7 separate regions of the Homo sapiens genome follow, and regions 2, 3, 4, 5, 6 and 7 are each linked to region 1. Evidence: read pairs that join two places in POLR2A ChIA-PET (ENCODE). Cell type or tissue: OCI-LY7. All regions are shown on one strand. Region 1 overlaps GLIPR2 (GLI pathogenesis related 2). Region 2 overlaps GNE (glucosamine (UDP-N-acetyl)-2-epimerase/N-acetylmannosamine kinase). Region 3 has its middle 77 kb from the start of RNF38. Region 4 overlaps GNE (glucosamine (UDP-N-acetyl)-2-epimerase/N-acetylmannosamine kinase). Region 5 has its middle 19 kb from the start of OR2S2. Region 6 overlaps RECK (reversion inducing cysteine rich protein with kazal motifs). Region 7 has its middle 68 kb from the start of MELK.

The links. ChIA-PET counts read pairs that join two places held together with the same protein. Peaks named below come from ENCODE experiments on the same cell type or tissue, not always from the same donor. Only the 100,000 strongest peaks of a DNase experiment are listed, where the experiment ranks them.
Region 2: POLR2A ChIA-PET joins it to region 1 with 6 read pairs; 8 of 35 experiments call an interaction of 5 or more read pairs at or near these places.
Region 3: POLR2A ChIA-PET joins it to region 1 with 8 read pairs; 4 of 35 experiments call an interaction of 5 or more read pairs at or near these places.
Region 4: POLR2A ChIA-PET joins it to region 1 with 7 read pairs; 2 of 35 experiments call an interaction of 5 or more read pairs at or near these places.
Region 5: POLR2A ChIA-PET joins it to region 1 with 5 read pairs; 3 of 35 experiments call an interaction of 5 or more read pairs at or near these places.
Region 6: POLR2A ChIA-PET joins it to region 1 with 6 read pairs; 7 of 35 experiments call an interaction of 5 or more read pairs at or near these places.
Region 7: POLR2A ChIA-PET joins it to region 1 with 5 read pairs; 2 of 35 experiments call an interaction of 5 or more read pairs at or near these places.

The regions. Positions count from the first base shown.
Region 1 is chr9:36,149,854-36,153,853 of GRCh38, forward strand. It overlaps GLIPR2 (GLI pathogenesis related 2), which reads left to right. Exons shown (of 5, transcript NM_022343.4): 4 at 1,019-1,096. Among named protein-coding and RNA genes, the nearest start is that of GLIPR2, 15 kb to the left of the region's middle. In OCI-LY7, no CTCF peak of the experiment used is centred here; DNase peaks (open chromatin) are centred at 2,158, 3,343 and 3,938; H3K4me3 peaks cover 2,108 bases; H3K27ac peaks cover 2,697 bases.
Region 2 is chr9:36,250,873-36,254,872 of GRCh38, forward strand. The region is part of intron 1 of GNE (glucosamine (UDP-N-acetyl)-2-epimerase/N-acetylmannosamine kinase); the gene reads right to left. Among named protein-coding and RNA genes, the nearest start is that of GNE, 5.6 kb to the right of the region's middle. In OCI-LY7, no CTCF peak of the experiment used is centred here; no DNase peak of the experiment used is centred here.
Region 3 is chr9:36,474,779-36,478,778 of GRCh38, forward strand. It overlaps a transcript of RNF38 not described here. Among named protein-coding and RNA genes, the nearest start is that of RNF38, 77 kb to the left of the region's middle. In OCI-LY7, no CTCF peak of the experiment used is centred here; no DNase peak of the experiment used is centred here.
Region 4 is chr9:36,230,938-36,234,937 of GRCh38, forward strand. GNE (glucosamine (UDP-N-acetyl)-2-epimerase/N-acetylmannosamine kinase) reads right to left here. Exons shown (of 12, transcript NM_005476.7): 5 at 2,983-3,195. Among named protein-coding and RNA genes, the nearest start is that of GNE, 26 kb to the right of the region's middle. In OCI-LY7, no CTCF peak of the experiment used is centred here; no DNase peak of the experiment used is centred here.
Region 5 is chr9:35,974,657-35,978,656 of GRCh38, forward strand. No RefSeq gene overlaps it. Among named protein-coding and RNA genes, the nearest start is that of OR2S2, 19 kb to the left of the region's middle. In OCI-LY7, no CTCF peak of the experiment used is centred here; a DNase peak (open chromatin) is centred at 2,285; H3K4me3 peaks cover 510 bases; H3K27ac peaks cover 993 bases.
Region 6 is chr9:36,039,109-36,043,108 of GRCh38, forward strand. All of the region lies in intron 1 of RECK (reversion inducing cysteine rich protein with kazal motifs), which reads left to right. Among named protein-coding and RNA genes, the nearest start is that of RECK, 4.2 kb to the left of the region's middle. In OCI-LY7, no CTCF peak of the experiment used is centred here; no DNase peak of the experiment used is centred here.
Region 7 is chr9:36,502,571-36,506,570 of GRCh38, forward strand. No RefSeq gene overlaps it. Among named protein-coding and RNA genes, the nearest start is that of MELK, 68 kb to the right of the region's middle. In OCI-LY7, no CTCF peak of the experiment used is centred here; a DNase peak (open chromatin) is centred at 1,801.

The DNA.
Region 1 (4,000 bases):
CCCATCTGTACTAAAAATAGAAAAATTAGCCAGGCGTGGTGGCACATGCCTGTGATCCCAGCTACTCGGGAGGCTGAGGCAGGAGAATCGCTTGAACCTGGGAGGTGGAGGTTGCCGTGAGCTGAGATCGCGCCATTGCACTGCAGCTTGGGCAACAAGAGCGAAACTCCGTCTCAGAAAACAAAACAAACCAAACAAACAAACAAAAAATGCCTGAGTCTCTCCTCCAGAGACAGACACAGTTGGTCTGAGGAAGGACCCAGGCATTAGTATTTGTTAAATGCTCTCCAGGTGAGGCTGATGTGTGGAACATGGATCAGCAGTAGCATCTGGAAGCAGAAATGCAGAATCCTAGGTCCCTCTGTAGACCTACTGAATCAGAATCTGCCCATTAACAAGATTCTTGCACACATTTGAGACTGACTGCTCTGAGGTCCCCGCTCCTGGCTCTGGCCCGGAGAGCAGCAGCTCCCAGGGAAACGCCTGCCCATATCAACACGTGTGGGGACAGTGGATGCCCCAGGTGAGGTCCCTCCTGCCCACAGTGGAGATCCGTGGCTTACCAGCCTGATTGTCTTTCCAAATATGGATGTTTCAAGAGCTGCAAATGGGGTGAGATGACAGTATAGTCTCCTAGAAACTCGGAGCATCATCAGAAGGCCCTTGCAGTACATTGCATTCAACCTTTTCATTGTACAGAGGCCCAGAGAGGGAAGGCTTTGCCCAGGATTACACAGCAAGTCAGTGTGTATGGGTTGTGGGGGATAGGTGCAGATTCCCTGACCCCAGGCCAGTGCTCTTCCCAGCCCCCCAGAAGGCCCACTCTTCAGCCTGGCCATGCTCATGGGCAGGAGTCCCTGAGTCTGCAAAGCAGCGTCCAGGATGTGTCAGCTGACTGGGGCTTTCTCAGATGTCTAATTGCCGCATTGGTGGCTTGGGGCTGATGGGAGAAAATGCAGGGAATAGGGAGTGGGTGGATTTTGTGGCTGAGTTTTAGAACAATGTCATTTCCACACAGGAAAGGAGGTGGCTGATAGATGGTACAGTGAAATCAAGAACTATAACTTCCAGCAGCCTGGCTTCACCTCGGGGACTGGTGAGTGGCAGGGTCTCACCAGTGGCCTGGCCCTGGGCAGCAATGCAGGTTGGGTGTCTGACTTCAGGGAGGAACCAGCCCTCTAAAAAAATCAATCCTTTCCTTCCTGTTTAATCTCTTCCATATTTCTCTGGCTTGACCTTGACCACAGACCAAAGCTCTCCTTTCCGCATTACATCCCCAGCTTCCCCATGCTACATGCTCTGCTCCCTCTGAGGGCCACCAGCTGGTGAATCCTGCCCCACCAGCTCAGAGCTCTTCCCATTCATGGAGTGTGTCATAGGAGACTGGATTTCCAAAGCTGCATGGAGCTTCATTCCTGAACTGGTCACCCTGTGTCTAGTCTTGTTTTCTGCAATCCATCCTGCTCTCCAGCAGCCTCAATACTTCTAAAATTGTCCCTGCCCCTGGTGCTCTCCTGATCCAACTGCCATGGCTCCCTGGGGCCATCAGGAGAAGGCTCAAGCTGCTGGCACTCCTCCTTCCACACCCCACACCCTTCCCCACCCTTGCGGCCTCCCTGGCTTTCTCCCTTCCCCTTTCTGCACTAGTTTGCAGTTCAGGAGCTTGGGGTGCAGAGAACCTGGATCTAGTCTTAGCTCTGGCACCCTTTGCTGTGTGGACTTGAGTCAATTCCTGTCCCCTCTTCCCAGGGGAGAGGGAGAAGGTGGCTTCTAAGGGATATCCTGAGAGCCGGTGACTCAAGTGCAGGGAGGAACCTTCTGTGGGTCCATGTTCCCTTCTCAAAGGCTTCCCTTGACGAAAGCTCCGGGTGGCCACCCTGTGCCCCGGGGTCCCTCTGGGCAGCCGCCCTGTGCCCTGGGCTCCCCCTGCCTTTTGCTGGGCTCACCAGGCTCCTTGTCTTTCCTCAAAACCGACTCAGGCGTCTGGGGCCCAGGATGGTGTTAGAAGTGGGTGGGAGTTTCTCTGACCAGAAGGTGCCAGGAAAACAGAAAAAGGGACTCTCTGCCCACCTCGTTCCTCCTACCCCACCTGTTCCACCCACAAGTAGAGCCTTGCGGCCTTCCACCCTCTAGAGGGGTGCTCCAGAAGCAGGAAGTGACACGTTCTCAGCGCCAGTCACCGTTTCCTGTGGTTTGCTGCCCGCCCTTCTGGGTGGGGGTTTCTGCAACCATGTTGCATTGCATTGTTCCTGGGACTCTGGGGCAGAGGCAGAAGCATCTGCTGAGGCATTCCTCCTCTCCATTAACCCCTGCAGGACTCCAGGCTGGGCTGGCAGGGCTTTGAGTGTGAATAGGTGATTCTGGGGCAAGGATACCTAAGGGTGTGGGGAGGGAGCAGTAACAAGCTCCTGCTATTGATTAAGGATGTGTAGGCAGGACCTTGTCTTCTTTTAATAGAGATGGTGTCCAGAAGACTTCTTATTTCATAGCTTCTGGATTTGCTTTTCCCATGAGCAAGATTCTTCAGCAATCGGACATGTGTCCGAGCAAGTTATTAACTAGCACTCTGCGTGTGTGTGTGCGCACCACGTGGTAATTAGAAAGTGCCTCCATGGGCTGGGTGCGGTGGCTCACACCTGTAATCCTAGCACTTTGGGAGGCCGAGGTGGGTGGATCACCTGAGGTCAGGAGTTCAAGATTAGCCCGGCCAACATGGTGAAACCCCGTCTCTACTAAAAATACAAAAATTAGCTGGGCATGATGGTGCATGCCTGTAATCCCAGCTACTCGGGAGGCTGAGGCAGGAGAATCACTTGAACCCGGGAGGTGGAGGTTGCAGTGAGCCGAGATCATGCCTTTGCACTCCAGCCTGGGCAATAAGAGCAAAACTCTGTCTCAAAAAAAAAAAAAAAAAAAAAAAAAGGTGCCTCCACTGCCACGTAAGCATCAGGATACCATTTGAAAGTAGGGTTTGGCCAGGCGCAGTAGCTCATGCCTGTCATCCCAAAACTTTGGGAGGCCAAGGCAGGCGAATCACTTGAGGTCAAGAGCAAGACAGGCCTGGCCAACATGGTGAAATCCTGTCTCTACTGAAAGTGCAAAAAAAAAAAAAAAAAAAAAAAAAAAAAGCCAGGTGTGGTGACAGGTGTCTGTAATCCCAGCTACTCAGGAGGCTGAAGCAGGAGAATCACTTGAATCTGGGAGGCAGAGGTTGCCGTGAGCGGAGATCGCCCACTCCAGCCTGGGCAACAAGGGCGAGACTCTGTCTCAAAAAAAAAAAAAAAAAAAAGAAAGTAGGGCTTTATTCTACCCATTTTGAAGAGGAAGAAACTGAGGCCTAGAAAAGGGAAGCAGCCTTTCTCATGCCTTCCGTCCCTGATCTGATGCTTTTTCCAGCACTCCCACTCCAAAACAGGAATCTCACAAGAGTCAGAGCCCAACTTTCCATGATCACTGACTACTCGTTTCACTCATTGCCCTACTGTCCCCACCCCTAAAGAGGAAAATCCCAGAGCGGCCAGCCCTTGTGCTATTCCAGATACCAACAGGCAGTGCCTGGGGGCAGCCAGAGCCTGATCCTAAGACAGGAGTGAGATTTTGGGTGGTGTCATAATGGGGGCTTGCAGGACCCTTAAAGATCTTCATGCCCATCCTGCCTCAGCCTCCCCCAGACCCTGTCTGCAACTCCTCCTTGCTGCATCTCTGTTCATGGATTCCCTGACCTGAGTCCTTGTTGTAGGTGAAAGAGCCTTTGAAATACCCTTTGGCCAGGTGCGGTGGCTCACACCTGTAATCCCTGTACTTTGTGAAGCCGAGGCAGGCAGATCACTTGAGGTCAGGAGTTCAAGATCAGCCTGGCCAACATGGTGAAACCCCGTCTCTACTAAAAATACAAAAATTAGCCGGGTGTGGTGATGCGTGCCTGTAATCTCAGCTGCTCGGGATGCTAAGACACAAGAACTGCTTGAACCCTGGAGGCGGAGGTTGTGGTGAGCCAAGA
Region 2 (4,000 bases), 100 kb after region 1:
GTTTTGCCATGTTGGCCAGGCTGGTCTTGAACTCCTGGCCTCAAGTGATCCACCCACCTCGGCCTCCCAAAGTGCTGGGATTACAGGCAAGAGCCATTGCGCCCGGCCTCCTACAAACTTTCAAAGTGATCTTCCTTTCCACCATCTCTTCCCTGCCTAAAATTACCCTTCTCTGTGCCAAAGTGCCAGCCATACCAAACTGCCTCCAGTTCAACTAGTGAATCTCCGTATATCTATACCTTTATAGATGCCACCTACTTTTTCCTAAAACTTCCTTTCCTCCTTGCTGGTCTTCTACTCATCCTTCAAAACTCCATCTAAGTGTCATCCTTTCTGGAAAGGCTTCACACAAACCTCAGGTCCTCCTCCCCCACGTTTCTCAGTTGCTGCCTCGCTCTGAGCGTTATGGCCCTCCCATTCACAGATATACTGTTGCTCAGCTCCACTGCTCGCTCATCCCTCCCTGCCATGCTATACCCTCCATTCAAAAAGTAAAATCAGGGGCAAGGAATAAGAGATTTGTTTTATGGAATTTTTTAAAAAGTTTTTACATTTTTGGAGATGGGATCTTGCTATGTTGCCCAAGCTAGAGTGCAGTAGCTATTCACAAGCACGATCATAGCTCATTGCAGCCTGGAACTCCTGGGCTCAAGCAACCCCCCCACCTCAGCCTCCTAAGTAGCTGGAACTACAGGCATACACCACTGAGCCAGACTTGGAACATGTTAAACTTCTCTAAATCAACATAAAATTTCACCTCATGGACTCTGATCTCAATGTTCATGTTTCAGTAAGTGTATCAATATTTAGAACTTGTAATCAGGAATCCAGAGACACTTCAGTAAGGATTCCAATTCTAGGGGTGCCATCCTTTAGATGAGGGTAAACTCTGAAATTCACTGGAAATTCCATCAGTAGCCCTCTGCTGTTGGTACCTCAACACTCTCTTAGGCTAAAATTCTGTGACCATGCAAACGGTCCCATCATTAGGTCCACTCTGAATTTATAATCCCCAGTAAAAGCTAATTTCACCCAATGGCAAACACTTACAATATAACGAAACGGGCATTCCACCAAGAGAGTTATATTCAGAAGACCCAAGCACTATCTGATCTTTTTTTTTTTTTTTTTGAGACAGAGTCTTGCTCTGCCACCCAGGCTGGAGTGCAGTGGTGCAATCTCGGCTCACTGCGACCTCCGCCTCCTGGGTTCAAGCAATTCTCCTGCCTCAGCCTCCCGAGTAGCTGGGATTACATGCATGTGCCACCATGCTGGGCTAATTTTTTCTATTTTTAGTAGACATGGGGTTTCACCATGCTAGCCAGACTGGTCTCGAACTCCTGACCTCATGATCCACCCGCCTCGGCCTCCCAAAGTGCTGGGATTACAGGCATGAGCCACCGCACGTGGCCGCACTATCTAATCTTTAAAGAGACAAAAATATTCTTCCAAAAATGGTTGTCGTAAGTGTTCTTGTATATAATCCTTCTTCCAGTGATCAAATTTGAGCTGAAAAAATTGTTGGTAATATTTAATTTGCTGAGGCAAAACAAATCATTCATGGTTTGTCAATTTGTATTTATTTTACAAAGAACAGTAAATGTTCCATCTGGCAGTACTAAAATGCTTATTTACCAGGTTACTCAAAGGTTATTCTACCTAAACTGAGAGCAAGCTGGCCATATAAATAAATGGTGAAAAATACAACAATGTTACCTAGAAACCTAAAAAACCTTAAAAAGTCAAAGCTTTTTCAAGGAAAGAAGTTAAATCTTAAAAATAAAATTAAGGTAAAATGCCTTTTTAAGGGGAGGTTTTAAAAAATAATTTTAATTAACTAAATTTTTGATCAGGTAGTATATTCACATGGTTTAAAATTGAAAAGTCACAAGAGGTTAAGTAGCAATAAGTCTTTTCATCTGTGTTCCCCAGCTAGCTAGTTCTTTTCCCTGGAAGCAGTTACTGGTTTCCTATCTGTCCTTCCATGGATAAACTATGATAATATAAATAAATATATGGCTCACGCCTGTAATCCCAACACTTTGGGAGGCCGAGCTGGGTGGATCACGAGAGGTCAGGAATTCAAGAACAGCCTGGCCAACATGGTGAAACCCCATCTCTACTAAACATACAAAAAAAATTAGCCAGGTGTTGTGGCACACACCTATAGTCCCAGCTACTTGGGAGGCTGAGGCAGGAGAATCACTTGAACACATGAGGCGGAGCTTGCGGTGAGCCAAGATGGTGCCACTGCACTCCAACCTGGGCAACAGAATAAGTCTCTATCTAAATATATATATATATGATGTGTATATATATGATGTATGTATGTGTATACATACACACATACACAACGTATATTACAAAATTGGTAACATATTCTATAAACTGTTGGGGCAAAGCTTACTTTTTTTTTTTTTTAAAATACAGTCTCCCTCTGTTGCCCAGGCTAGAGTGCAGTGACATGACCTTGGCTCACTGCAACTTCCACCTCCCCAGTTCAAGAGATTCTTGTGCCTCAGCCTCCTGAGTAGCTGGGATTACAGGTGCCCGCCACCACACCCACCAAATTTTTTTGTATTTTTAGCAGAGACGGGGTTTCACCATGTTGTCCAGGCCAGTCTCAAACTCCTGACCTCACATGATCCACCCACCTCGGCCTCCCAACGTGCTAGGATTACAGGCATGAGCCACCGCGCCCAGCCACAAATCTTACTTTTTAAAATGCTTTTAATTATGACTCAAATGGTAGAATGAGAACATTTAAAGATATTGGAAATATCAAATCTAAAAGTGCAAAATTTTGGAAATTGCTGGCCATCAGCTTTTCAAATATACAAAGAGTTATAAGAGCCCTAAAATTTAGCAAAAACATTCAACTTTGGCTGGGCACAGTGGCTCATGCCTGTAATCCCAGCACTTTGGGAGGCTGAGGTGGGCGGATCACCTGAGGTCACGAGTTGGAGACCAGCCTGGCCAACATGGTGAAACCCCATCTCTACTAAAAATACAAAACTTAGCAGGGTGTGGTGGCGTGCACCTGCAATCCCAGCACTGAGGAGGCTGTGGCAGGAGAGTTGCTTGAACCTGGGAGGCGGAGGTTGCAGTGAGCCGAGATTACACCATTGCATTCCAGCCTGGGAGACTGATCGAGACTCCATTTCAAAAAAAGAAAAAGAAAAATTAGCCAGGCATGGTAGCGCGTGCCTGTAATCCCAGCTGCTTGGGAGGCTGAGGCACAAGAATCGCTTGAACCCAGGAGGCAGAGGTTGCAGTGAGCTGAGATCGCACCACTGCACTCCAGCCTGGGCAAAAGAGTGAGACTTTGTCTCAAAATAAATAAATAAATAAATAAATAAAAACAAGAAATCTGGCTGGACATGGTGGCTCATGCCTGTAATCCCAGCACTTTGGGAGGCTGAGGCAAGAAGGACTCCTTGAAGTCAGGAGTTCAAGACCAGCCTGGGCAACATAGCAAGACTCCTGTCTCTACAAACAAATTTTTTTTAATTAGCTGAGTGTGGTTGTGCACACCTGCGGTCCTAGCTATTTGGGAGGCTGAGGCAGGAAGATCACTTTAGCCCAGGAGTTTGAGGCTGTAGTGAGTTATGATCATGCCACCGCACTCCAGCCTGAAAGACTGAGCAAGACCCTATCTTTAAAAAAATTAAAATTTAAATCCAGCCTGGGGCAAGTAAATTTCCTTTTGTAAGGAGGCAATCACTTTTCATCAGTACTTACAATGGACAGTCTTGAGTTGAGAGAATGCAAAAAGCTGCTTTCAAGAATTGAGTTTCGGCCGGGCGCAGTGGCTCACGCCTGTAATCCCAGCACTTTGGGAGGACGAGGCGGGCGGATCACCTGAGGCCAGGAGTTCAAGACCTGCCTGGCTAACATGGCAAAACCCCATCTCTACTAAAAATACAAAAATTAGCCAGGCATGGTGGCAGGCGCCTGTAATCCCAGCTACTGGGGAGGCTGAGGCAGGAGAATCACTTGA
Region 3 (4,000 bases), 320 kb after region 1:
TAGAAAAGGAACTGAAGGGAAAAGAGGCATTATAGGCTGAAGTAACAATCAAAGGAACAGAGGTAGAAAAATCACACACAGGGCCGGGCGCGGTGCCTCACGCCTGTAATCCCAGCACTTTGGGAGGCCGAGGCAGGCGGATCACCTGAGGTCGGGAGTTCAAAACCAGCCTGGCCAACATGGTGAAACCCCATGTCTACTAAAAATAAAAAAATTAGCTGGGCATGGTTGTGTGCACTTGTCGTCCGAGCTACCCACTCAGGAGGCTAAGGCAGGAGAATTGCTTGAACCCAGGAGGTGGAGGTTGCAGTGAGCAGAGAGAGCACCATTTCACTCCAGCCTGGGCAATAGAGTGAGACTCTGCCTCAAAAAAAAAAAAAAAAAAATCTTATTACTATTAATGCAATTGTGATGTTTTTGCAATCCCAAAAATGCATTTGTTCTGCTAACACTGTCATGATCTATCATTGAACTGATGCATATCTGAATTATCTCTGAAATCCTCACTGTGTCTAGTACATAGTAAGCATTCAACAAATGTTTACCAAATTATTATTAATATTAGTAATTATTAATCATTATCTTTTTGTGTGTGTGTAAGACAGAGTCTCCCTCTGTCACCCAGGCTGGAGTGGAGTGGCATCATCTCAGCTCCTGCAACCTCCATCTCCTGGGTTCAAGCAATTCTCCTGCCTCAGCCTCCCAAGGAGCTGGGATTACAGGCGCCCACCACCACACCTGGCTAAGTTTTTGTATTTTTAGTAGAGGCAGGTTTTCACCATGTTGGCCAGGCTGGTCTCGAACTCCTGACCTCAGATGATCCGCCACCTTGGCCTCCCAAAGTGCCGGGATTACAGGCGTGAGCCACCATGACCGGCCTCAAATCATTATTTTTTAGTGGCCAACAGAGAGCAGTAAAATAGAGACAGGGGTTAATTCCCTAAAGAAATATAAACTAGCCGGGTGCGGTGGCTCACGCCTGTAATCCCAGCACTTTGGGAGGCCGAGGCAGGCGGATCACACGGTCAGGAGTTCGAGACCAACCTGGCCAATATGGGGAAAGCCCATCTCTACTAAAAATACAAAAATTAGCTAGGCATGGTGGCTGTAGTCCCAGCTACTCTGGAGGCTGAAGCAGGACAATTGCTTGAACCCAGGAGGTGGAAGTTGCAGTAGGCCGAGATAATGCCACTGTACTCCAGCCTGGGTGACAGAGCGGGACTCTGTTTCCAAAAAAAAAAAAAAAAAGAAAGAAATATAAATTATAAATGAGGCAAATAACCTAGATAATAGTTTACAATTAAGCTAAAATAAGTCATTGCTAATCAACATACTTAACTAAAACAGGTTTTTGTTTTGTTTTTGAGACTGAGTCTCGCTCAGCCACCCAGGCTAGAGTGCAGTGGCGTGATCTCGACTCACTGCAACCATGGTCTCCCGGGTTCAAATGAGTCTCCCGTCTCCCCCATAACTAGGATTACAGGCACCCGCCATCATGCCTGGCTAATTTTTGTATTTTAGTAGAGACGGGGTTTCCCCTTGGCCAAGCTGGTCTTGAACTGACCTCAGGTGATCCGCCCGCCTCAGCCTCCCAAAGTGCTAGGATTATAGGCATGAGCCACCCCACCCAGCCAAACCTTGTGTATTTTATTAAAGTCTCATAAAATGTAGCTGTCAAATTGGTACAGCCTTTTCAAAGGATTATTTGGGCAATATCTTTTTAATGGACTATCGGGCAATCTTTTTTTTTTTTTTTTTTTTTGAGATGGAGTTTAGCTCTTGTTGCCCAGGCTGGAGCGCGATGGCATGGTCTTGGCTCACTGCAACCTCCGCCTCCTGGGTTCCAGTGATTCTCCTGCCTCAGCCTCCCAAGTAGCTGGGATTACAGGCGCCCACCACCATGCCCGGCTAACTTTTTTTTGTATTTTTAGTAGAAACCGGATTTCACCATGTTGGCCAGGCTGGTCTCGAACTCCTGACCTCAGGTGATCCACCCACTCTGGCCTCCCAAAGTCCTGGGATTATAGCTGTTTCCTAATCCAGGACAAAATTATGCTGGCGGGTAAGAATAAAGGTCTAACTCCTAACTTGACTCCAAGTAATTAGAGGAAAGGACAGCTTACAGTAGCCATAGGTTTCCATGGAGTACACACTATCTACCTGTACACCATAGACGTAAATGCTAATTACAGCAACAAAAAGGGCCACCCTTATCCTGAGAATGGACTCCTGAAGTTTACAGTCTTAAAGTCTAAAGATTATTGGCCAGGCGCGATGGATCACGCCTGTAATCCCAGCACTTTGGGGGGCTGAGGCAGGTGGATCACAAGGTCAGGAGTTCAAGACCAGCCTGGTCAAGATGGTGAAACCCCATCTCTACTAAAAATACAAAAAAATTAGCCGGGCGTGGTGGTGGGCGCCTGTAATTCCAGCCACTCGGGAGGCTGAGGCAGAGAACTGCTTGAACCTGGGAGGCAGAGGTTGCAGTGAGCCAAGATCACACCACTGCACTCCAGCCTGGGTGACAGAGCAAGACTCGTCTGGAAAAAAAAAAAAAAAGATTACCTTGCAATCAACTCTTTGGTGCATTTCTTACAAAATACAACAACAAAACAGGCTGGGCATGGTCACTCATGCCTATAATCCCAGCACTTTAGGAGGCCAAGGTGGGAGGATCACTTGAGCCCAGGAGTTCGAGACCAGCCTAGGCAACATTGTGAAACCTCCATGTCACAAAAAAGTTTAAAAGGTTAGTGTAGTTGGCCGGGTACTGTGGCTCACACCTGTAATCCCAACACTTTGGGAGGCTGAGGCAGGCGGATCACGAGGTCAGGAGATCGAGACCAACCTGGCTAACATGGTGAAACCCCCATCCCTACTAAAAAATACAAAAAATTAGCCGGGCGTGGTGGGGGGCGCCTGTAGTCCCAGCTACAGGGAGGCTGAGGCAGGAGAATGGCGTGAACCTGGGAGGTGGAGCTTGCAGTGAGCTGAGATCGCACCACCGCACTCCAGCCTGGGCGACAGAGGGAGACTCTGTCTCAAAAAAAAAAAAAAAGAAAGAAAAAAGGATAGCGTAGTTGTCACACTCATTGTCCCAGCTACTCAGGAGGCTGAGGTGGAAGGACTGCTTGAGCCTGGGAGATGGAAGCTGCAGTGAGCTATGATTACCACTGCCACTGCACTCCAGAGTGGGCAACAAAGCAAGACCTTGTCTCAAAAAACAAAAAACAAACAAACAGAAAACAGCAGTTTGAGATACCAAGTAATACAGTAATAATTAACATATTAAGAAGAAAATTTTCACTAAAAGATTGCCAACAAGACTTCTTAGAAGCACATCATGACGTAGAATGGTTGATATAAGTGTTTATTACCAGGCGTGGTAGCTCACGCCTGTAATCCCAGCACTTTGGGAGGCTGAGACCATTCTGGCTAACATGGTGAAACCCCATCTCTACTAAAAATACAAAAAATTACCCGGGCGTGGTAGCGGGCATCTGTAGTCCCAGCTACTCGGGAGGCTGAGGCAGGAGAATGGCGTGAACCTGGGAGGCGGAGCTTGCAGTGAGCCGAGATCACGCCACTGCACTCCAGCCTGGGGGAGAGAGCGAGACTCCGTCTCAAAAAAAAAAAAAAAAAAAAGAGAGCGTTTATTAAGCATACATCCCCAGATAAACTGATTTTTTTTCTGGTAGCAATAGGGAGAAATCACTTCGCAAAAATGTAAGTATTTAAAAAAAAAAAAAAAAAGATTGGCCGGGCACGGTGGCTCATACTTGTAATCCCAGCACTCTGGGAGGCCGAGGAGGGTAGATCATCTGAGGTCAGGAGTTCGAGACCAGCCTGACCAACATGAAGAAACCCCGTCGCTACTAAAAATACAAAATTAGCCAGGCGTGGTGGCTCATGCCTGTAATTCCAGCTACTCGGGAGGCTAAGGCAGGAGAATGGCTTGAACCCAGAAGGCGGAGGTTGCGGTGAGCCGAGATGGCGCCAC
Region 4 (4,000 bases), 81 kb after region 1:
TATCTTTTCTTCATACTAGAAACAGAATTTTTAGCCAGGCATCTGATCCCCAGCCAAAGATTATATTCTGGCTGGTGTTTACAACTAATTGATCACAACCAGTTCCTCCTCCCCCAGCACTGCTTCACTAAAAAAAAAAAAAAAAAAGAAAGAAAGAGAGAGAGAGAAAGAGAAAGAAAGAAAGACAATGAAAGAAGGAAGGAAGGAAGGAAAAGAAAGAAGGAAAGAAAACAAACAAAACACAGACTGGGCACAATGGCTCACATCCATAATTCCAGGACTTTGTGAGGCCAAGGTAGGAAGGATCACTTGAGACCAGGAGTTTAAGACAAGCCTGGACAACAAAGCAAGACCCTGTCTCTACAAAACATTTTGTAAAAACATTAGCCAGGCATGGCTGAGGAGGCTAAAGTGAGAGGATAACTTGAGCCCAGGAATTCAAGGTTACGATGAGCTATGAATACACCACTGCACTCCAGCCTGAGCAACAGAACAGTATCATTTCAGACAAAAACAAAACAAACAAACAAACAAAAAAGACTATATTCTTCAGCTTGCCTTGCAGCCAGATGTGGCCATGTGACTAAGTTCTGATGGATGTGAGAAGAAAGATTTGCAACTTTCAGGTCTTGCCTTTAAAGTGAAAGGCATCTTCTCTTTTCCTTCTTCCAAAGGCTAAAACAGAGACTTGCAAGCAATAGCTAGAGCAACCACTAAGAAAATAGATGGGGGCTAAGTCTGATGATTGTGGAGCTGCCATCCACTGAGAAAGAAAGAACATTTAACTTATTTCAGCCACTATTATTTAGGGTCTCTGTTATAGCAGCCAAACTGACAACCAATTATGCATCATCTCTATACCAATGACTCTCAAATTTCTATCTCCAACTCTAACTCTTCCTGGAACTATCTAGCTGTTTACTAGCCATGTCTGCTTTGATATCTAATAGGCATCTCAAACTTCACATAGCTATAAGAGAACTCTTAATTCAATCCCTCCCCAAATCTGTTCCTCCCTCAGTGTCCCCATATCGCTGCCCAATCAGAAATCTAGGCTGTAATGGAAAAGTGTGTATCATTAAAGGAAAAAGAACTGGACTAGAACCAAGGAGATTAGTTCTAGCTCTGCTCTTTCTCCAATTCTTCATAATTGCCACCTTTCTGTTATATTTACATCTTCTTCCCTTCTCATTCCCAGCATATCACTGCCCAATCAGAAATCTAGGCTTCCTTGTTGATTCCTTTCACCTCCGCATCCAAGCATCAGCAAGTACTATAACAAGACCCAAATCTAACTTTTTTCCATCTCTAATACTTCATCAAAGCCACTATCATCTCTCATCTGAGCAACTGAATCAGCCCCCTTACTGGTCTCCCTGCTTTTATTCTTGCCCCCCCGCCCCCCCTCCCGACATTCCATTCTGTATATTAGCAACCGGAGTGATCTTTCCAAAATGCAACTCTTGTCATGTCATTCCTTCCCATTACACTTAGAAAAAATTCCAAATGACTTACCCTGGCTTACATGCATCTGTTTCCTTCTCTAACATCACCTGTATCACTCTGCCTCTTGCTCACTACTCTACAGCCACAATAGCGCTTCCATTTCTCAAATACACCAAGTTCACCTCCCGGCCCTCACACTGGCTGTTGCCACTGCCTCTCCCTGATCCTCACATAGCTGACTCCTTGTCATTCAGATTTCAGCTTAGGTGTCATCTCCTTAAAGAGGCCTTCCTTTAACCAATCTAATGGAGTCCATCATATACCTTGTGTTACAGCAGGCACAGCATATAGAATTCCTGATATTTTTCTTATTTCTTTTGTGTATGTCTATCATCTATCTCCTCTCCCACTAGAATGTAAGTTACACGAGAGCCCAGCTCTTCTTGGTCTAGTTTATTGCCAAATCCCAGTGCCTAGTACATGGTAGGTGTTTACTAAATATTTTCTAAATAAATGAATTGAGGAATTTGAAAGAATTTCCATCTCATGGCTTCCATTTTCTCTATGAAGTGGGGAGTAAAGTAATATGCTGGGAATGAGAAGGGAAGAAGATCTAAATATAACAGAAAGGTGGCAATTATGAAGAACTGGAGAAAGAGCAGAGCTAGAACTCATCTCCTTGGTTCTAGTCCAGTTCTTTTTCCTTTAATGATACACACTTTTCCATTACAGCTTCCATTAAATTCCACTGCATGTAAACAGGATTAGAACTTGAACTAATGTTAATAACAGGACCTAGCTCAGTTAGCAAATTCATTAATAATAATCCTACTTATACTTAAGGGGCACTTTACTTAGAACTACCATACTCTAAAGTACTGACTGAAGGGATTCTACATTAGGCCCAGAAAATAAAAGACTAGCATTCATATATTCATGAAACATTCAACCACATTCTCTCTTAAACACAGCCATGAAAGACCATAATTAAAAACCACTTAGGCTGGGCGCGGTGGCTCACGCCTGTAATCCCAGCACTTTGGGAGGCCGAGGTGGGCGGATCACGAGGTCAGGAGATTGAGACCATCCTGGCTAACAAAGTGAAACCCCGTCTCTACTAAAAAATACAAAAAATTAGCCGGGCTTGGTGGCTGACGCCTGTAGTCCCAGCTACTTGGGAGCCTGAGGCAGGAGAATGGCGTGAACCTGGGAGGCGGAGCTTGCAGTGAGCCGAGATCACGCTACTGCACCCCAGCCTGGGCGACAGAGCGAGACTCCATCTCAAAAAAAAAAAAAGAAAGAACCACTTAGTGCTAATTGATATTACAAAGACAATAAAATGTAAGTAGAGATCTAAAATATTTGGTAATCACTGTGTGCTATTTATCGACTATAGATTTTAGGCTTCAACTGGTTATTAACCTCATTCACTCACTTGTTCACAAAATATATGCTCAGTACTGATATATGCATACCTTATAACAACTCACGTATGTATAAAGCCTAGTCAGTTGAAGTATGAGCAAAGGTAAATACCTGTTTCTCTTCCAATCTGACGTGTTCCCAGGTTGATCACAGGTGTTCCAAAAGCTCCAACTTCTCGAACCCCACAGCTGCTGTTCCCAATCATACAGCCAGCATGGGCAACCAACTGTATAAACTGGTCAAATGGGACGTGTTTAACTGCACGAAAGTTGGGATGATGCTCAATGCCCTTCTTCCGCATCACTCGAACCATCTCTTTGCTCCCTATGAAAATGAAAAGAACCAATTGGTAAATGGTTTGTGAGATAAAGAAACCATTTTCATTGGCAAGTATAGCCCACGTAAAGAAATCTCCCTAAAAAAACCTCACATCAGTTATTAGGGAAATAGTAATTTTAACTACTGGCTTTTTCATGAATGATGGATATCTAAAATGTCCTCTGCTTCACTCATCTAGGAACTCAAAAAGCAGCAGTTGGGACTTTTCAAACAGAACTAGGCAAAGCAAATAACTTTTATCAATGCCCTAGTAAAAGCCTTTACCTTAAACAACAATTAAGAGGCTAAAGACAGGCCAACAGCCTGTATCTCTTAACCTGAGAGTTCCCAAATGGAACCCTCTCAGGCTCCACACACCAAGCTGATGAGAGAGCCTCTGCCCAGCTACACTCACCTTTACACTAACAAGAACTCGGTGGGATAGCACTCCCATTTATATGAACTAAACTCCAAGAAAATACACATAGATTCTGATAACTGTGGCTTCTATTTTAACTGCATGACTTAATAAAAATTTAAAGATACATGAAGGGGAGGCAATATTTAATGTCCCTCTGCTTGCCTCTCAACTGACCCCCTCCTAACTACCCCATACCTAGGGAGGAAAATTGCTAACCTGACTGGTTAGAAGGCAGAGGTCTGACCACACCATGCTTACCACTGGGCAGGTGCCACTCATTTAACCAAAGCTGTGCATGCATGGTTCTCAATTTTTTTAACTTTTATTGTGTTGCAAGGTAGGTAAATGGACTCAGGGTCTAATTCCCTGGAGAAGGCCTGGCCACTTCTC
Region 5 (4,000 bases), 180 kb before region 1:
TGTTTCTTTATTCTTCTTTTATTGCTTATCTTTGTGGTTTGGTGATTCTGTGTAGTTGATAAGGTTTGATCCTTTTCTTTTTCTCATTTGTTTATCTGCTCTAGCAGAGAGTTTTATACTTTCACATGTTTTCATGATGGTAGTTATTATCCTTTCACTTCAGATGTAAGACTCCCTTGAGCATTTCTTGTAAGGCTGGTCTAGTCATGCATTTTCTTGTTTTGCTTGTCTTGAAAAGACTCTATTTCCCCTTCATTTCTGAAGGATAGCTTTGCTAGGTATAGTAATCTTGGCTGCCAGTTTTTCCTTTCAGTACTTTGAATATATCGTTCTCCCTGGCCATAAGGTTTTTGCTGAGAAATCCACTATTAGTCTAATAGGTATTCCCTTGTATATGCCTTGATTCTTTTCTCCTGCTGTCTTTAAATTTTTCTCTTTGTTTTTGGCTTTTGACAATTTAACTATAATGTGCCTTGGAAAGGACCTTTTTGAGTTGACTTTGTGTGGGGATCTTTGAACTTCCTGGATCTGGATGTCTGTATCTTTACAAAGACTTGGGAAGTTTTCAGTTAATATTTCAGTAAGTAGGTTTTTTATGCCTTTCTAATCTCTATTCCTTCTGGAATTCCCATAATAGCAATATTTGTTTGCTTAATGGTATCCCATAAATCATGTAGGTTTTCTTCATTCTTTTAAATTATTTTGTCTTTTCTTTTTTTTTTTTTGGTTCCACTGGGTTATTTTTTCAAAAGATCTGTCTTTAAGTTGAAAAATTATTTCTCTGTTGTTGAAGCTCTCAATTGTATTTTTATTCTTTGAGTTATTCCGCTCCAAGGTTTGTTTAGTTCTTTTTTATGAACTCTTTCTCTTTGTTGAATTTCTCATTGTGATCATGAATTGTTTTTCTGATTTCATTGAATTATCTATCGATATTCTTTTGTATCTCACTGAGATTCCTAGGATCATTATTTTGAATTCCTTTTCAGACACGTCATAGATTTCCTTTCCTTTGGTTTTGTTATTAGAGAATTATTGTGTTCCTTTGAAGGTGTCATGTTTCCTTGTTTTTCATGTTTCTTGTGTTCCTACACTGATATTTGTGCATCTAATGGAGCAGTCAGCCCTTCCAAATTTATGGAGTAGCTTCCATAGGGAAAGCCTTTTTCCTGTAGATGTGTCCTGTATTGTTGGTTTGGTAGGGTGCTTTGAATTTTGTTCTGTGAGTGCAGTAATGCAGTCTCCATGTGATTTCTTTAGCTCTAATCAATGTCAGTGGTGGTGTCTGTGAGTGCCTCAGTGGCCTAGACTGAAGGTGTTTGTGGAGGCTGTTGTGTGGCTTTGCTAGAGGCAGGGGCTACTAGATGGGTTGGTTCTTAAGTTCTTGCGGTGGGGGTGTGCACTGAGCATAGTGTCTCCACCAGTTGTCAGGATGGTGTTGCCAGCTGCAGTGGGCACTGGACGAGCTGGTCCTTGGTTCCTGGGGGGTATACATGGTGCATGGCTACTTTGCAGTTGAAGGAGATGGGGTTGCTGGTGGCAGTGGGCACCACACAGGCAGGTTCTTCGTCCCTAGGGGGCATATATAATATGAGACGATTGGAGGGGGCAGGGTGACTGGCAGTGGTGGGTACCAGTTGGACCAGTTCTGGGTTCCTGGAATATGTTTGCAATGCGTGACAGTTCTGCCATTGGAGGGGACAGAGTCATTGGTGGTGGTGGGTATCAGGCAGCTTGTTTTATGGCTCTAAGGAATGTGTATGTCTGTTCCTCCAGTCCTGAGGGTGGCCTCCATGCTGTCCTGAACTGCCTGCTCCCTGGAGTGTAGGGCAATGCATAGACTCAGGTGCTGGGGTTAAGGCTGTACTGCTGGGTCTAGCTGGGGTGGTGGTGCAGTTTTCCATATGGGTATCAGGGGATGATGGCTGGTCTCCAAAAATGTAGACATGTAGTGGCTATAGGATCCCAGGTCAAGATGCACACCAACAGCAACCTCATTCCCCAAATGGCCACCATGCTGTAGCAGCTTTGGTCCTGGGAGTAAGGGGGCACTTGGTGTGTGTTCCTTCTTTAGAGCAATGAGGTTATGCAGACTCCAGGCAGCTCCCTATTATGGATTCAAGGCTTGTGAGACTTGTGAGGCATGCCAGCAGCTAAGATTGCAGATGTCCTCAGTTGAAATGGGGACTGCTGAGGAGCTCCTGCTTACCTTTTCCCCACAATGAGAAGTCCCTTTTGACTCTGAGCTGACCCCAGCTGAATGTTTCACTTCCCTGTCTATGCTGCCATCACATCCATGCCTCAGAGGGTTTTTGTCACTTTCTTGCTGTATTTCCGTGTTCTCCTTTAGTTGCTCTACTCACAGTACAGTTATTTGTTGTTTTCTTCTTCTTTGTGCAGGAGATGAGTGTTTGGCATCCCTAGTCAGCCATCTTGATCTGGTTTTCTTGTGAGTTAATTTTTGCACAATGTATGAGACTTTGGTTAAAGTTTTTGTTTTTGTTTTTTTCCTATGGATATTCAATTGCTCCAGTACCGTTTATTGCAAAGGCTATTCTTATGTCATTGAATAGCTTTTGCACTTTTGTCAAAAATCATTGGACATACTTATGTGGGGTTATTTCCTGACTCTCTATTCTGTTTCATTGATCTACGTGTCTGTTCCTCTACCAATACTACATGGTCTTGTGTACCCTTCACAAGATTATTGTAGCTATGTAAAAAATCTTAAAGCCAGCAATAGTGATTCCTTCCACTTTATTTTTACTTGTATAAAATTATTTTAGCTGTATGAGTTCCTTTGCCTTTCTATGTACATTTTAGAATAATTTTATCTATACATACAAAAAGTCTTGCTGGGATTTTGATAGAAATTGTGTTAAGTTTGCACATCAATTTGAATAGAGTTGATATCTTTGCTACAGTGAGTGTTCCAACCCATGAACACAGTATGTCTCTCCATTTATTTAGAGCCTTGAGTTCAGCATTTTTTAGTTTTCAGCATACATGTTCTATACATGTTTTGTTAGATTTATACCTCAGTATTTTTTTCTTTGGGGGAACACAGTCTTTCATCACTAAATATGATGTTAACTATGCTTTTTCAGTAGATATTCTTTATCAAATTGAAGAAGTTTCCCATCTATTTCTAGTTTTCTGAAAGCTTTTTGTCATTAATAGGTGTTATTTTTTAAAAGTGCTTTTTTTCTGCTTTAATTGATACGATTTCCATCCTTTTACTCTCAATTTACCTGTAGTTTTATATTTGAAACAAGTTTCTTGTAAACTCTATGTAGTTGGGTCAATTTTTAATCCACTCTTTCAATATCTGTCTCTTAATAGGCATATTTAGATGATTTATATTTAATATAATTATTGATATTTTAGTGCTTGAGTCTACTATTTTATTTTTGTTTTTTGTTTGTTCCCTCTTGAAATGACTAAATATATATGTCACCCCAAATTAATTTGTTTAAAACTAATACTCAATATGGTGGCATAATGAGGTGAAACATTTGGGAGATGATCAGGGCATAAAGGGCATGCTCTCATTAATGGGACAAGCACCCTTATAAACGAGGCCCTAGAGGGACCCCTTCCGCCTTACTCCATGTGAGGACACAATGAAAATGTACCTGTGTATGAGGAAGTGAGCTCTCATCAGACATTAAATCTGCCAATGCTTTGATCTTGGACTTCCCAGCCTCCAGATCTGTGAGAATTACTCAGTTTATGGTATTTTGTTATAGCAGACTGAACAGATTAAGACACTTCTGGTTTTTGTTACCCTGTTTCCTTTTCCTGCCTGCCTTTCTGTGGGTCACTTATATATACTTTAGAGTTCCATTTTGATTTATATACAGTGCATTTGAATGCACCACTGTGTAAAGATTTTTTTAGTGGTTAATCTAGGTATTATGTTATACATGCATACTTAATGTGTTCTAGTAGTAGCCACATTTCACCTGTTCAAGTGAAGTGTGAAAATCATACCTCCCTGTAT
Region 6 (4,000 bases), 110 kb before region 1:
AAAGGCCCTTCTAAGCTCTAAAAGTTCATGACAACATATAGTTTGCATTGTTTGATAAAAAAAAAAAATTCCAAGTTTGATCTAAAAGTGAGACATGTTCCTTATACTAAATTCTAGGAAGCATGTATTGCCTGGTTCCTTACTAAAGGACATTGAGTAATATAATGGACAAAGGCTTCCACTGTGAATTGTAGAAAGTATAGAAAATGCTTTTCAATCCTAAACAGAATTAAGAACACAATATAAAATTGTATTTCAGTGAAGGCTTTGCTTGTATTCCTGCTCAGTCTTCCTTCCCTTCTTAACCGCATCCAAGATTGGGTACTTCTGTCTGCTCTGGTATAAGGCTTTGCAGGTTATTGACCCCCTCTATTATACAACTTTGCAAATCTTATTACCTTGATTATTCCTATTCCTGGGGGATGGAGGTGTGAAAGTGAAATGACTTGCTCAATGGTTTTCTCTTTGGAGGATGAGAAGGGACCCTATCCTGCAGTATCAGCATCGTGTGTCATGGCACCTGATAATGGCTCCGTTTTTATTTAAGTTGCTTTGTAATAGTACAAAAGAGGGAAGGATATAACCTTAAGGGCCAGGTTTCAGTAAGTTGACATTTAAGGAATTAGGTAATAGTAAACCTAGAATCCAGAAGAAGAAAGTAATGAATTTTAAGTTAGAAAAAGCAAACGCCTATCTGGAGCAAAGTAATAAGAAGCAGATTCTCTTACCAAAGAAGTATCTTGGCCCACACTGTAGAAAGAGCTAGGATTGGTGATAGACCAGATATGACAGTTTATTCTGGTATGCAGCTGAAAGTTTCTGTCTGGCATCCATAAATTTAAGCAATCTTTCATTAATAATACTTTTCACTGTGTGCCACTTGTAGAAGAAAATGGGAAGAGGTCAAGGAGGTTATTTTTATATATTATAAATGTGGTTTTTAAAAGAACAAAAGAGATATTATGAGGTTTGTTTATCCAAAAAATACTATATGAGTACTTATTATACGTCAGGCACTGTTCTAGGTGCAGAGCTGCTGCTCCAAGGAGCTTACATTCTGAGAGGTGATAGACAATAAATAGATAAATATGTAACAAAATGATTTCTAGGTATGATAAGGATGCCATGAAGGAACTAAACCAAATGGCTAACACAGAGAATTGTGTGAGTAGTTCTTTGTGTAAAAGAACTTCAAAAGAGTTTATAAGAGCTGCCTCTTTGAGAAGGTAAAGTTTAGAACTGAGATCCGAAGGCTGAGAAGGTGGTGGGTAGTCTTATGAAAGACAGGGGTGAGGTCCAGGAAGTGCAGAAGCCTTAAGGCATAAGGAACAAAAGGTTATATGGTTGGAATGTAGTGACCAACAGAGTATGCTAGGGCTAGATGGTGCAGAGCATTGCAAAAAACCACATAAGGATTATGGATTTTATTCTGTGCACAGATAGAAACCAATAGAGTTTTAAGTAAGAGTGGTATGATTTTATTTCTATTTTAGATCAGTATTGCTGCTGAATGAAAAAAATTATTGTAGTGGGGTAAGAGTATAAGCAGGATGACTAGAAGGCCATTGCAGTAGTTCAAGCAGGAGATAAGGGTTGACTCAAGAGTAGAGTGGTGTGGAGATAGGAGAGGGGATATTTAAAATATGTTGCTGATGGATTAGATGTGGGAAGTGAGGGAAGAAGGAATTAAGGATTACTCATAGGTTTTTTTTTTAATCATGAGCAATTTAATAAAAGTTGATGCCATTTACTGAAGTAGGGAAGATGGAGGAAGAGCATTTTGGAGGAGGGTTGTAAGGTAAGGAAAGGAGAGAATAAAAAGTTCTATTTTTGTACATGTTTAGGATGAATATTAGTAATAATTGCACTAGGGCCATTGCTTATTAAGCCAAATTCCATACTTGTGAGTAATCCATTTAGCAAATATTTATTAAACTATTAATACTGACAGACACTGTGATAGGCAGAGGTATAAAGTGGTAAGCAAAAATAGGGGCTTAAGTTTAGTGGGAAATTCAGACAGGAAATTCACCCCAAAATGTATAATACCTACATGGCTAATATTATGTGGTTATATTAGTACATACCTATTTATATCCTAAATCTGAAGAATATATTTGAGGAAAAAGCATATGGTTTCATCAGGTATATAGCACATAGTATGATGGATGCTGTAAAGCACATAGGTAACTTGAACAAGACTATAAGTGGAGTATTAAGAGATGTGTTCTGACCATGAGATAATTGGGAGCTATACTTTTAGATCCTTTGTTTAGAGATGGGAGCCCTGCTGCAGTGGGGAAGGGAATTATCTAAAAATACTGACTGTTGAAGAGGACTTCAGAAGAGTCATTTGCTTTAGTTGTTTCATAATGATCAATGTCTAGGTTACAGCTCTTTTGACTCTAAGGAACAAAACCCAAAATAAGTCAGGATTAGGGGGCTGGTTATATAGCATTTAACAGGAAATCACATGGAAAGCCAAGGGTAGGAAATTCAGCACATCTCTACCTCAGGGACTGCTACAGGAACTAGAAAGTTGACAGGAACCAAGACTGACAGGAAATTAGACTTCCCGTGTGTTCTTTTAGAGACAGTCTTTATCTCACATGGCTTCTCTCTGTGCATCTCTTCCAGTTTCCTCTCTCCCTCAATCAGCTTCCTTTTTTTTTTTTTTTTTGCACATAGTTTCCACACCCTCATAAAATGTCAGCTTCCCAGCCTCAGCTCTTCTTGACCTTATAGCTGCAGAGCCCACCACCAACTGGCTGCCTGCCTCTTACCTGAGTATGATTTAGTCCAATTTATCTTTTGATTTAAAAATCATATGATGTTTTCTAAATTATAGGTGAGTTACCATATGAAATATGGTACTGAAATAGTATTAATATAGTGAGAGAAATTTTTTTGTACTTTTTTCCTGTTAAAAAGACATTGTATAACTATAGGATATTACTACTTTTTTTTTTAGTAGGTTTTAGGGGAACAGGTGGTATTTGGTTACATGAATAAGTTCTTTAGTGGTGATTTCTGAGATTTTGGTGCACCCATCACTACAGTGTACCCAATGTGCAGTCTTTTATCCCTCATCCCCCGCTCACTCTTCCCCTGCTGCCACCGAGTCCCCAAAGTCCGTTGTATTGTTCTTATGCCTTTGTGTCCTCATAGCTTAGCTGCCACTTGATAAATGAGAACATACAATGTTTGGTTTTTCATTCCTGGGTTACTTCACTTAGAATAATGGTCTCCAACTTCATACAGGTTGCTGCAAATGCCATTATTTCATTCCTTTTTATGGCTGAGTAGTATTCCATAGTGTGTGTGTGTGTGTGTGTGTGTGTGTGTGTGTGTGTGTGTACACATATACCACATTTTCTTTATCCAATGGGCATTTGGGCTGATTCCATATTTTTGCAATTGCTAATTGTGCTGCTACACACATCTACCACATTTTCTTTATCCACTTGTTGATTGATGGGCATTTGGGCTGCTTCCATATTTTTGCAGTTGCTAATTGTGCTGCTATAAGCATGCGTGTGCAAGTGTCTTTTTCATATGACTTCTTTTCCTCTGGATAAATATCTAGTAGTGGGATTACTGGATCAAATGGTAGATCTACTTTTAGTTCTTTAAGGAATCTCCCTACTGTTTTCCATGGTGGTTATACTCATTTACATTCCTACCAGCAATGTAAAAGTGTTCCCTTTTCACCACATCCACTCCCACATCTGTTATTTTTTTATTTTCTAATTATGGCTATTCTTGCATGAGTAAGGTGGTATTGCATTGTGGTTTTGATTTGCATTTCCCTGGTAATTAGTGATGTTGAGCATTTTTTCATATGTTTGTTGGCCATTTGTATATCTTGTTTTGAGAACTGTCTATTCATGTCCTTAGCCCACTTTTTTTTTTTTTTTTTTTTTTTTTTTTTTGTTGAGACGGAGTCTCGCTCTGTTGCCTAGGCTGGAGTGCATCTCGTGATCTCGGCTCACTGCAAGCT
Region 7 (4,000 bases), 350 kb after region 1:
CCCAGCATAGTTGCCTCAAGGACTGCACCCTTGCAAGCCCAGTACCTCCAGGACCACCCCCCGACTCAACAAGCCATGACAGTAACATCACAATTGCCATAGCAGAAAAGTCATGACTGTGGAATTAACTCCTCAACAAACATTAAATATTCAGCTCAGTGAATTTTTATATATGTTCACCTGTGTAACCATGATCTGGATCAAAACATATAGACCATACTGGTCAGGCACAGTGGCTCACACCTGTAATCCCAGCGCTTTGGAAAGCTGAGGAGGCGGGTGGATCACCTGAGGTCAGGAGTTCGAGACTAGCCTGACCAACATGGAGAAACCCCGTCTCTACTAAAAATACAAAAAAAATTAGCCAGGCATGGTGGCGCATGCCTGTAATCCCAGCTACTCGGGAGGCTGAGGCAGGAGAATTGCTTGAACCCAGGATGCAGAGGTTGCAGTGAGCAGAGATTGCACCATTGCACTCCAGCCTGGGCAACAAGAGTGAAACTCAAACTCCATCTCAAAAAAAAAAAAAAAAAAAAAAAGATATAGATCATACCATCTCTCCGGAAGGCTCCCTCAGGCCCCCTCAAGTCCATACCCCCTAAATGTAACTACTCTTCTGATTCCTATCATCATGAATTAATTTTGCCTGTTTTTAAATTTTGTATAAATGGAATTATATGGTGACTACTTGTTCGTGTCTGGTTTCTTTTGCTTGACACTATTTTGTGAGATTTATCCATGTTGTTGTATGTAGTAGTTGTTTGTTCATTCCAGGATTGAAAGTGCTGAGTCACAGGGCATAGATATGTATATTTAACTTTACATATACTGCCAAGCAGTTGTCCAATGTAGTTGTACAAATTATACTCCCACTAGCAATGTAAAAAAAATTTCAGTTGTTGGGCCGGGTATAGTGGCTTATGCTTGTAGTTCCAGCACTTTGGAAGGCTGAGGCATGAGGATCACTTGAACTCAAGTGTTCGAGGCTGCAGTGAGCTATGATCGTGCCACTGCACTCCAGCCTGGGCAACAGAGTGAGACTTTGTCTCTACACACAAAAATGTTCCAGTTGCTGCACATCCTCACAGACTCTTGCTATTGTCAGTCCTTTTAACTTCTGCCATTTTGGTGGGGGGTCACTATTTTAAACCCCTCTTGGTTCCTTGATTTTCCATCTGCTCAGTCTTCCGGTCTGATAGACCCTCAATGGACTTTGAACTCCTGACCAACACTTCCTGCCCTTTCTTTCCTGGAATAGAGCCGTATAGTGTTATTACCTGATTGAATCCTAGAGCTCACCACACACAATTCTGATCTCTGCCACAGGCTGAGACCTGACTCCAGCCCAGACTAAGCTCTAATGCTAATCACAGACTGGTCTCTACTCTAATCACAGACTAGCTCTTAGCCCCACACACTGAGCCCTAATCACAACTACAGGGTGAACCCTGATCCCAACCATACCCTGAGCCATTACCCCAGCAACAGATTGAGCTTTCATCCTAGATAGAGGTTTAAACTGATCTGATCCAAATTCAGACTGATAAACACAAGTGGGCCAAGCACAGTGTCAGAAATTATTAGAAGATGTCAAATTGCAAGAATAAAATGCATTGTAAACTACTATTTCTGTAGCCTCTCCTTGGTTCACGTCAAATTTTAATTGTGACTGAATTTTGCTAAGTTGGGGAAAGAAACTACAATCAACCCCACCCTGACATGTTATAAAGAACAGGCTGGGGGCGGGGGAGTGTGGCTCAAAGAAGCCTAAAGCTGAGCCAGTCTGCAGATGGTGGCGGGAAGACGGGTAACCTTCTTCCTGTCCTCACAAGATGGCAGGTTTATTTTAAGGGTGTTTTTAACAGCTTAAAAAATGGATTCAAAGAACACTGGGGGAAGCCTCTGATTTTTGGGCTTCTGCCCATGATGCCTTTTTTTTTTTTTTTTTAACAATGGTATTTGACTCCCAGTGAGATTTGTTCCTTCATTACATTCTGATCATATTGCTTTTCACATCCCCCTCCCTGCAGAGGCTGTTGGGAAGGAAAAAGGAAACAGCCTTGAAGAATGAATGCTTAGAGGTTCTATTTTTTTTTTTTTTTTTTTTTGAGACGGAGTTTCGCTCTTGTTGCCCAGGCTGGAGTGCAATGGCATGATCTCGGCTCACCGCAACCTCCGCCTCCCAGGTTCAAGCAATTCTCTTTGCTCAGCCTCCCGAGTAGTTGGGATTATAGGCATGCGCCACCATGCCCGGTTAATTTTGTATTTTTAGTAGAGACGAGGTTTCTCCATGTTGGTCAGACTGGTCTCGAACTCCCGACCTCAGGCTATCTGCCCACCTCGGCCTCCCAAAGTGCTGGGATCACAGGCGTGAGCTTCCACACCTGGCCTGCTTAGAGGTTCTATTTGCCCTATGTCTGCTAATCAGCAGCAAGCTGGGAACATAATTTTCACTTTTTCTTTTTTTCTTTTTTTTTAAGACAGAGTCTCACTCTGTCACCCAGGCTGGAGTGCAGTGGCGCGATCTCGGCTCACTGCAACCTCTGCCTCCCGGGTTCAAGCAATTCTCCTGCCTCAGCCTCCCGAGTAGCTGGGACTACCGGCGCATGCCACTACACCTGGCTAATTTTTTTTTTTTTTTGTATTTTAGTAGAGACAGGGTTTCACCGTGTTGCCCAGGCTGGTCTGGAACTTCTGAGCTCAGGCAATCCGCCCACCTCGGCCTCCCACAGTGCTGGGATTTTAGGCGTGAGCCACTGCGCCCAGCCAATTTTCACTTTTTCTTATGCCCATGAGAAAAATCTTGATTTTACCCTTAGTACCAGGAACACCCTTAATGCCAGGTCCACAGTGCAAAGTGGATCTTCATACACGTTCTCTCTACTGGACAAAAATCCTGATTCGTTTGAGATTTCTAAACCTTAACTGGGCAAGACAACTTGGATGATGAGGCCGCGTGGCATTGTGGAAAAGGCTCTGGACGGAGAGTCAGGAGACCTGGACAGTCATGCCATCCTATGTCGTGCCACTACAAGTCCCACCCTCTCTCTAGGCCTCCCTTCTCCATCAATAAGAGTAAGGTTTAAGTGCAGCTCTTTGTAGTGTATTTACATACATTATTTCATTTAATCCTCATGAGAAGCATAATAAGTCCCATTTTATAAAAGTAGCAGGGATTTCGAGAAATTAAGACTTGCTGAAGGTAACAGAGTAATCAAATAGTTTTGATTGGTTTGGTTTTGTTTAAGTTGAATGTAACCTGCTAATGTTGTTATTTGTCATTAATTCACTAATTGACAAACATTAATTCAGCATCTTCATGTGCCAAATACTGTTTTTTGGCTCAAGGAACACGGACGTTTTCAGGAATAATCTTGTTGGTTAATGGTCTACACAGGTCAATGTGTCAGTTAAAAAAAAAGTATAATTGCTGGGTGCGTGGCTCACGCCTGTAATCCCAGCACTTTGGGAGGCCAAGGCGGGCAGATCACCTGAGGTCAGGAGTTCGAGACCAGCCTGGCCAACATGGTGAAACCCCGTCTCTACTAAAAATAAAAAAAAATTAGCCGGACATGGTGGCAGGACCTGTAATCCCAACTACGTGGGAGGCTGAGGCAGGAGAATCGCTTGAACCTAGGAGGCGGAGGTTGCAGTGAGCCAAGATCATGCCACTGTACTCCAGTCTGGGTGACAAAGCAAGACTCCGTCTCAAAAAAAGAAAAGAAAAGTATGATTAAGGGTCTTCTTCTTCTCCTTCTCCTTCTTCTTCTTCTCTTAATGGAGTCTAGCTCTGTCGCCCAGACTAGAGTGCAGTGGTGTGATCTCAGCTTACTGCAACCTCCACCTCCCAGGTTCAAGTGATTCTCCCGCCTCAGGCTCCTGAGTAGCTGGGACTACAGGTGTGTGCCACCACGCCAAGCTAATTTTTTGTATTTTTAGTAGAGACAGGGTTTCACTGTGTTAGCCAGGATGGTCTGGATCTCCTGACCTCGTGTTCCAT